2 separate regions of the Homo sapiens genome follow, and region 1 is linked to region 2. A link is an interaction called in ENCODE POLR2A ChIA-PET data of the cell type or tissue named here. Cell type or tissue: Panc1. All regions are shown on one strand. Links, peaks and the distances in the headings refer to the core of each region. The heading gives the core; the rest is flanking DNA.

The links. Peaks named below come from ENCODE experiments on the same cell type or tissue, not always from the same donor. Only the 100,000 strongest peaks of a DNase experiment are listed, where the experiment ranks them.
Region 1: POLR2A ChIA-PET joins it to region 2 with 8 read pairs; 7 of 35 experiments call an interaction of 5 or more read pairs at or near these places.

What each region holds. Positions count from the first base shown.
Region 1 is chr4:41,224,676-41,229,072 of GRCh38, reverse strand. The region is part of intron 1 of UCHL1-DT (UCHL1 divergent transcript); the gene reads left to right. Among named protein-coding and RNA genes, the nearest start is that of APBB2, 12 kb to the right of the region's middle. In Panc1, for the core only: no CTCF peak of the experiment used is centred there; no DNase peak of the experiment used is centred there.
Region 2 is chr4:40,906,302-40,910,698 of GRCh38, reverse strand. The region is part of intron 10 of APBB2 (amyloid beta precursor protein binding family B member 2); the gene reads left to right. Among named protein-coding and RNA genes, the nearest start is that of NSUN7, 160 kb to the right of the region's middle. In Panc1, for the core only: CTCF peaks have their summits at 1,637 and 1,838 (motif pointing left); DNase peaks (open chromatin) are centred at 1,118 and 1,818; H3K27ac peaks cover 453 bases.

The DNA of each region.
Region 1 (4,397 bases), core at 92-4,091, 320 kb before region 2:
ATAGCCAGCCTTAATCTTTTCTCCTAAAAGTTTCCAAATTATAGATTTGAGCTTGTATTTATGAGACACTGAAACAACATTGGAATTTTTTTAGAGGAAAATGAACTGTGTACATGGAACCTAGAAAATTAATAAAGACATAAAAAAATACAACCTTTATAAAGAGATTCTTTATGACCTCTGTACTCATGAAACCTGCTTGTTCAGAGCTCTAATATTGTCAAACTTATCTTTTATTTATTTGTTCATATGTTTCTCTATTTTTATGTAGCATACCAGGCCAAAGAGGTTATACACAGGGCAACATTTATATAGGTTATAAGAGAGAAATATATACGTTGAAAGCAGCCATCACCGACTCTGCTCACCAAGCTCTTCCATCAAACTTTCCCACTAAACTACCCCTTACAGCAGAAGAACCTTGACCTCTGGAGGCCTTCAAGTGCCTGCCTCAGAAAAAATGTGTCTTTTGAGATAGATAGTTGGATGGATGGATGGACGGATGGACGGATGGACAGACGGACGGACAGACAGACAGACAGGCAGGCAGACAGATAGATGTAGTAAAGAAGGAAGTCAAAGTTTACTATTAAAACATCCAGTTGAAAAACATGAAATCAAGAGAACAAAAGTATAAAAATGAACATTAGGATAAGAGGTAGGAAATGAGATGTTCTAATTCAAGCATTGATTTTAGCTGTTTTTGACTTCAGTGACATTTTATTTTAGAGATAACAAGTTCCTGGATCTCTCTATTTTTGTATGTCCTACATTCTATTAGCACAAAATGGAGAAGACACAAAATGTGGAAAGAGATGAAGATACTCACATATTTTTCCAGTTGCCTTAGGAAAGTTATTGTACCTCTCTGAATTTCATTTTTCCCATATGGAAAATATGAATACTCACAGTACCCACCTCACAGAATGCCTCTGGGATTAAGTGAATTCATATATGCACAACGTTTAGCAAATAGGAAGCCCTCAAGCATGTTAGTTACTACACGGGAAAGTACAAAAGCCTATCATAGGTTCGTTTCATGGAACTATGAAGGCCCAGGCTTGCTCCAGGTTTTCTCCTTTTCTTGCTTGGCCTGCGGGATGGAGCCTGTCTTCCTCTCTGGTTCAAAGCAGCCATCACAAAGTCTGCTCATCCAGCTTTCCCATTGTGCTTTCCCTCTAACCTACCCCTTACAGCAGAACTTTGAGCTCCAGAGGTCCCCAGTTGCCTGCCTCCGGAGAAATGTGCCTTTTGACATCTTGTGTTTCATCTAAAAAACTTTTGCCCACTTTTTAGTCTACTTCATTATATATGTGTGTGTATGTGTGTGTGTGTATTTTTGTCTTTGTTTTTGTTTTTGAGACGGAGTCTCGCTGTATTACCCAGGCTGGAGTACAGTGGCGCGATCTTGGCTCACTGAAACCTTTGCCTCCCGGGTTCAAGCTATTCTCCTGCCTCAACCTCCTGAGTAGCTGGGATTACAGGCGCCCGCCGCCATGCCCAGCTAATTTTTGTATGTTTAGTAGAGACGGGGTTTCACCATGTTGGCCAGGGTATTGAACTCCTGACCTCAGGTGATCCGCCTGCCCTGGCCTCCTAAAGTGCTGGGATTACAGGCGTGAGCCACCGTGCCTGGTCTATATATATGTTCTAATATCAAGTATTTTCTCCAAATTTCCTAACACATTTGTCACTCCAGGAGGATGTAGGTTTATCCTGTGATTTCCAATAATTCCTAGAATGTGTTGTATGTTCCCATGGTATAAAGAACTCAGTTTAAGAAAGAGAGACTGACTCCCAGTTCTTAGGATCTGTTTAGTCAGGAAGAATCAAGGAAGGCAGGTCTTTTGTCTCAAGCAGGAATTTAACCACTCTGAGGACCTAGAGCCACTGTGGAAAGGGGCCCTGCAAGAGGGTAATTCAGCTCAGACAGAAAAGAGAGGCAGGACATGGAGCTGGAGAAAGATCCAGTTCTGATGATATCACCTTGATCCTCTAGTCCTCGTCATCACCAGCCTCTTATATTCTTCTTATAAGAATACCAGCCATGGCCGGGCCCAGTGGCTCACGCCTATAATTCCAGCACTTTGGGAGGCCAAGGCAGGCGGATCACGAGGTCAGGAGTTCGAGGCCAGCCTGACCAATATGGTGAAACCCCGTCTCTACTAAAAATACAAAAACATTAGTGGGTGTGGTGGTGCGTGCCTGTAATCCCAGCTACTCGGGGGGCTGAGGCAGGAGAATAGCTTGAACCTGGGAGGCAGAGGTTGCGGTGAGCCGAGATCACGTCATTGCACTGCAGCCTGGGCAACAGAGCAAGATTCCGTCTCAAAAAAAAAAAAAAAAAAAAAAGAATACCAGCCGTATTGGATTAGGGAATACTCCTGGACTCTTGAGTTGCATTTTCTCTTTTGCTCTGGCCTGCTCTAGCCCTATGCCTTGAGGTGCCCTAATATGGCGGGTCATCGCCAACCTCAATTTAAAAAAATGAGAATTACTTTGTAAACATAGATTATTGTATGAACTATGTACCTATGTTCTCAAATGCAGTGATGGAACATTAATTATATATACATTTTTTTCCAGCTTGGCTTACTTTTTACATTTTTTTATTTTTTAACATTGTGGTAAAATACATGTAACAAAATTGACTATCTTTTTTTTCCTTTTTTTCTTGAAGCGGAGTCTCGCTCTGTCACCCAGGCTGAAGTGCAGTGGCGCAATCTCGGCTCACTGCAAGCTCCGCCTCCCAGGTTCACGCCATTCTCCTGCCTTAGCCTCCTGAGTAGCTGGGAGTACAGGAGCCCGCCAGCACACCCAGCTAATTTGTTTGTATTTTTAGTAGAGACGGGGTTTCACCGTGTTAGCCAGGATGGTCTTCATCTCCTGACCTCGTCGTGATCTGCCCGCCTCGGCCTCCCAGAGTGCTGGGATTACAGGCATGAGCCACCGCACCCGGCCTAAAATTGACTATCTTAATCATTTTTAAGTGTACAGTTCAGCAGCATTAAGTACATTCCTATTGTGCAACCATCAACATCATCCATCTCCAGAACTCTTTTCACCTTGCAAAACTGAAATTCTGTATCCATAAAACAGTAACTCCCTATTCCCCCCTTCCCCCAAGCTCCTGGCAATAGGATTAGTTATATTTGAAATATAGAAGATTGTCTGAGGCCAATACCTATGGGGAGATTGTACTCCAAAACTTGAGACATGTATTGTGCCTCTTGTTATTGCAATCACATTTGAAGGATCCATTTATCAGATTTCGTGTTCGTTCTACATATTTTCACAAAATCAATACTGAAATAAGTTGGAGGTAAAGTCACTTTTTGGACCTAGGGAGTTTTTAAAGTGCAGTCAATATGTCATCACAGAAAAAGAAAGTAACATTTTGCAAGAATTATTTGGACTTCATTATTTTGTCTTTGACACCTCTGACTGTCTCTAAAGTTTATAGATATTAGTTTAGGTTAATGAACATTTTCCTGGCTGGGCGAGGCGGCTCACGCCTGTAATCCCAGCACTTGGGGAGGTGGAGTCAGGTGGATCACCTGAGCTCAGGAGTTCGAGACTAGCCTGGCCAACATGGTGTAACCCCGTCTCTACTAAAAATACAAAAATTAGCTTGGCATGGTGGTGGATGCCTGTGATCCCAGCTACTCGGGAGGCTGAGGCAGGAGAATCGCCTGAACCCAGGTGGCAGAGGTTGCAGTGAGCTGATATTGCATCATTGCACTCCAGCCTGGGCAACAAGAGTGAAACACTGTCTTAAAAAAAATTTCCTGTATAATTTTTAACTATTTATAAAGGTATTTATTTGGAATGAATAGTGTATTAGTTTCCTAGGGCTGCCATAACAAAGCACACAAAACGAAAGTCTATTCCCTTGCAGTTCTGGATGCTAGAAGTTTGAAATAAAAATGAATGTCAGCAGGTTGGTTCCTACTGAGGGCTCTGAGGTCATGTCTATTCCATGCCTCTCTCTTAGCTTCTTTTGACAGCCAGCAATCTTTAGTGTCCCTTGGCTTATAAATGGATCGCTCTAATCTTTGCCTCCATTTTCCTGGGGGCATTCTTCCTGTGTCTTCACGTAGTTGTCTTCTTATAAGACTACCAGCCATATTGGATTGGGGCCCACCCTATCCAGTATGATCATATCTTAACTAATTTACATCTGTCTGGCCTTGTTATGAAATAAGGTCTCATTCTGAGATACTAGCTTAGGACAACAACATATCTTTTTGGGTGGATGCAATTCAACCCAAAACAGTCAGCCAGGATGAGCCTGATTAATGGCTTGTGTCTTTTATAATACTCTGATAGTTTAACTATTTTTGGACTAACAGGCCAAATAGCACAATAACCAACTCATTGCCTACTACTTACTAGGT
Region 2 (4,397 bases), core at 257-4,256:
TTCTTGAGCATGTGGCACATCCGGGGCCACTTTTGGGTGGTGGGTATACAGAGGTCCACAGAACAGGCCTGATCTCAAGGATCCCCCTTTAGATTGAGCATTTCTGCTAATAGAACAGCTAATGTAGAGCAGAGAATGGGGAATCAAGACTAGGGCTGGGAGCTGGGCCCAGTGGCTCATGCCTGTAATCCTAGCACTTTGGGAGACTGGAGCAGGTGGATCTGTTGAGCCCAGGAGTTGAAGACCAGCCTGGGTAGCACAGTGAGACCCCGTCTCTACAAAAAAAGAAAAAATTAGCCGGGTATGGTAGTGCGTAGCCTGTAGTCCCAGCTACTCGGGAGGCTGAGGTTGGAGGATCACTTGAGCCCAGAAGATTGAGGCTGCAATGAGCCATGATCTTACCACTGCACTCCAACCTGGGCAACAAAGCAAGACCCCTCTCTAAAAATTAAAAAAAAGACTAGTGCACTTTAGGAGGCCGAGGCGGCGGATCACCTGAAGTCAGGAGTTCGAGGCCAGCCTGGCCAACATGGTAAAACCCTGTCTCTACTAAAATTACAAAAAAAAAAAAAAAAAATTAGCCAGGCATGGTGGTGGGTGCCTGTAATCCCCGCTACTAGGGAGGATGCGGCAGGAGACCATCACTTGAAACTGGGAGACAGAGGTTGCGGTGAACCTCAGATCAAATCTAGCTCTGCTGTTTATTTACATTGTGACATTAGACAATTCAACTAAGTTCCCTGAACCTCAGTTTCTCATTTAGAAAATAAGAAATACAGCACCTACTTTGTAGTGTTGTTGTGAAAACATGTTGTGCTACATGTTGTAAAGCATGCAGCTTGTGGCAAGTGATGTGTAAATGTCAGCGCCCACCTTCATGCTTTCCCTGCCAAGACCAGACTTGTATATAAAACACTCAGCACAGAGTGAGCCCTCGATAAATAGTCACTGCTAGTATCATGATGATTATAAGTGATTATCAGATTACATATGTCTAATGAGATATGCCTGCAAGTTCATCTTTAAGTAAACATACACTTAATTTGTTCCATGACATTCTGGAAACATTGTGCTACGTCTCTCGGTTGAACCCACCTCTGCTCAAATTTTCCATTGATAAAAATAGGACTCATAATGCCAGCCTGGTTCCTGGGCAGGAAATGACTAATGCAATTAACTGTTTCTGTACTAAATCACAACCCGGAGGCGTGTCTCTGGCATGAGTGAAGAATCGTCAAGAATCCTGGCTGTTAGGATGCTGATTGTCAGGTTCCTCTGCCTGCATCGTTGTTTGTCAGCCTGCAGTGGCCTGGGGATTGAAAACTGGAGTGGGTTTCCTGCAGAGAGCAAACCCTTTCATTAGCCAACCTGAACATGCAGTCGACTGACACTTGGCGTTTCTCTCCGTAAATTAATAAGTTGGCATTTCTGGTTGATATTTTTAGATTTGTATGACTTGTTCATAACGTGCTGATGATTGAACCTGCTCAGCAGGTTAATGAGAGTCGCTGTGGGGCAGGCATTGCAAATAATGGTGATTGCATGGTGCACCGGCCTTTCTTTAGTAGCAGAAGCCCTTCTGTGTAAGGGCAAGAGCAGGGCCACTGTGACAGGGGAGGCCCAGAGGCCTCAGCCCCACACTGGGCTCCTCTGCAGGTTGCCCCTGGACCTAAGAGTGCTACACCTCTGGAAAACAGTGTGGAGAGCAGTGCTGTGGCCTGGAGGGAGGAGGACGCAGCTAGCAGGCAGTTAGTCGGTTCCCTGGGCATTTCCTTTGCCTCCATAGGCCTCCTTGCCTCCAGTGATCTGTTAGCAGGTGTTGGGTGATGGTGCCCCCTAGTGGACAGTTTGCACAAGGGCACCCACACTACCTCAGGGCTTTTGGTTCCTGCAGTGGCGGGCTCCCCCATTGTCGGCTCTGAGGTACTTCTGAGAAGCCTCGGGACCAGCCCAAAGCTATAAACGTAGAGCTGGTGGGCTTTGAAGTACTCACTCCCCATTGAGGGATTATTTTCTTCTCCTCAGGGTACTCCTAGGAGGCCTTGAATTCTTCGGGGCCTCTTTAGAGTGGGGCTGGCCTCCCTGGGCTCCGGTGCCAGCCGGGTGTAGCTACTGGGTGCACCCAAGATTGTGAGGAGGGGAGGAGGCGTGTTGTGCACACGTGTATGGGGTGAGAGGCATTATAGGTGTGGCCTGGGGATGCCGGCCTCCCTCTCTCCGTCAGGAAAGCCAGCATTGTTGCCGCACCTAGGAGGCAGCAAGGCGCGGTGACAGGAATGTGTCAGGACACAAACTCAGGCTTCACTGCCAGCTCTGCCATATGCTCATGGTTACCTGAAGTGTATACACCACCGTGTGTTTGTTGGCTGGGGCTGCCATAACAAAATACCACAGACGAGGTGGCTTCAACTACAGAAACGTTCTTTTCTCACAGTTATGGAGGCTGGGAGCCCAAGGTCACTGTGAAAGCAGGTTTGGCTTCCCCTGGGGCCGCTCTCCCGGGTTTGTGCTGGCCGCCTTTTTGTTCTGTCCTTACATGGCCTATTCTCTGTGTGGGCGCCTCCCTGCTGTCTCTTCCTCCTCTTATAAGGATACCACACACACACACAGACACATACACACACACATATGCCACACACACACCACACACACCCACACCATACACATATGCCACACACACACACCACATACACATACACACATACACACACACACACCACACAGACACACACCTGGGCACAGTGGCTCACGCCTGTAATCCCAGCACTTTGGGAGGCCAAGGTGAGCAAATGGCTTGAGCCCAGGAGTTCCAGACCAGCCTGGGCAACATGGTGAAACTCCATTTCTACAAAAAAAAAACCCACCTTTTTTTAATTAGCAGGCATGGTGGTGCACACTTGTAGTCCCGTCTACTCAGGGGAGGCTGAGCCCAAAAGGTGAAGGCTGCAGTGAGCTAAGATCGCGCCATTTCACCCTAGCCTGGAAAACAGAGCAAGACCCTGTCTCAAAAAAAAAAAAAAAAAAAAAGGGTCAGGCACAGTGGCTCACACCTGTAATCCCATCATTTTGGGAGGCCAAGGTGGGCAGATCACCTGAGGTCAGGAATTCAAGACCAGCCTAACCAACAGGGCGAAACCCCATCTCTACTAAAAATACAAAAATCAGCCAGGCTTGGTAGCACACACCTGTAATCCCAGCTACTTGGGAGGCTGAGACAGGATCATTGCTTGAACTCAGGAGGCGGAGGTTGTAGTGAGCCACTGCACTCCAGCCTGGGTGACAGAGTGAGACTCTGTCTAAAAAAAAAAAAAAAAAAAAATATATATATATATATATATATATATATATATGTAATATATTAAATTAAATTAAATAAAGCATATCAGTCCTATTGGAGTAGAGCCCCATTGTTAGAGCTCATTTAACTTAATTACTGCATTAAAGACCCTTTCTCCAAATACAGTCACATTGGGGGTTAGGACTTAAGCATAGGAATTGGGGAGGGGACACGATTCAGTCTTAACAACTACCCTGTACCTCAGTTTCCTCATCTGTGAAATGGCAATAATAATATCTGCCTCATGTGTTGATATGTGGATTAAGTTGATTGAACAAGATATGTAAAAGGAAGTCTCTAGCTGAGTCCTTTGCATGTATGTCTATCTGTACCTAGATCCATCTACATATACACATATAGACATGCATATATGTGTGTATATATGCATATTTACATATACATGCATATATACCCGTGTGCACATATATACATGCATATGTACATGTATATACACACACTCTCAATAAGTGCATGTGTGGGACACTCCTTTCTGCCACCTCTGTTTTAGGAAACCTTAAATTTGCCAGGAGTCTGTTTGCTTATCTCAAAAATGGGAGAGAGGAGACCATGTGGCCTAAGGGAAAAGACATCTCACTTTGGGTCAGAAGATTGAGGGTTCAAGTCCTTTCATGGTCAAAATGTTTCCAATGTTTTGTATGGACACTTAAAAAAGATGCAGAGTCCCTCTTTCACTGGGTTCACTGGGTTGTGAAAATTGAACTAAATTAAGTTAGGTAACTAATAATAAAGCACCTGTGGTTACATCAGAGCGCTGGAAATGGAAGTTTCCTCCCTCCTCATTGGGACTCTGAAATCCCCTTAACTAAGTACTGGTGGGAATTTTTGTTTTCTTTTTTCTTTTCTTTTCTTTTCTTTTTTTTTTTTTTTTTTTTTTTTGAGACAGGTTTCACTCTGTCACCCAGGCTGGAGTGCAGTGGCGCACCTCAGCTCACTGTAGCCTCTGCCTCCCAGTCAAGCCATTCTCCTGCCTCATCCTCTCACCTCAGCCTCCTGAGTAGCTGGGACTACAGGCGTGTGCCACCATGCCCAGCTAATTTTT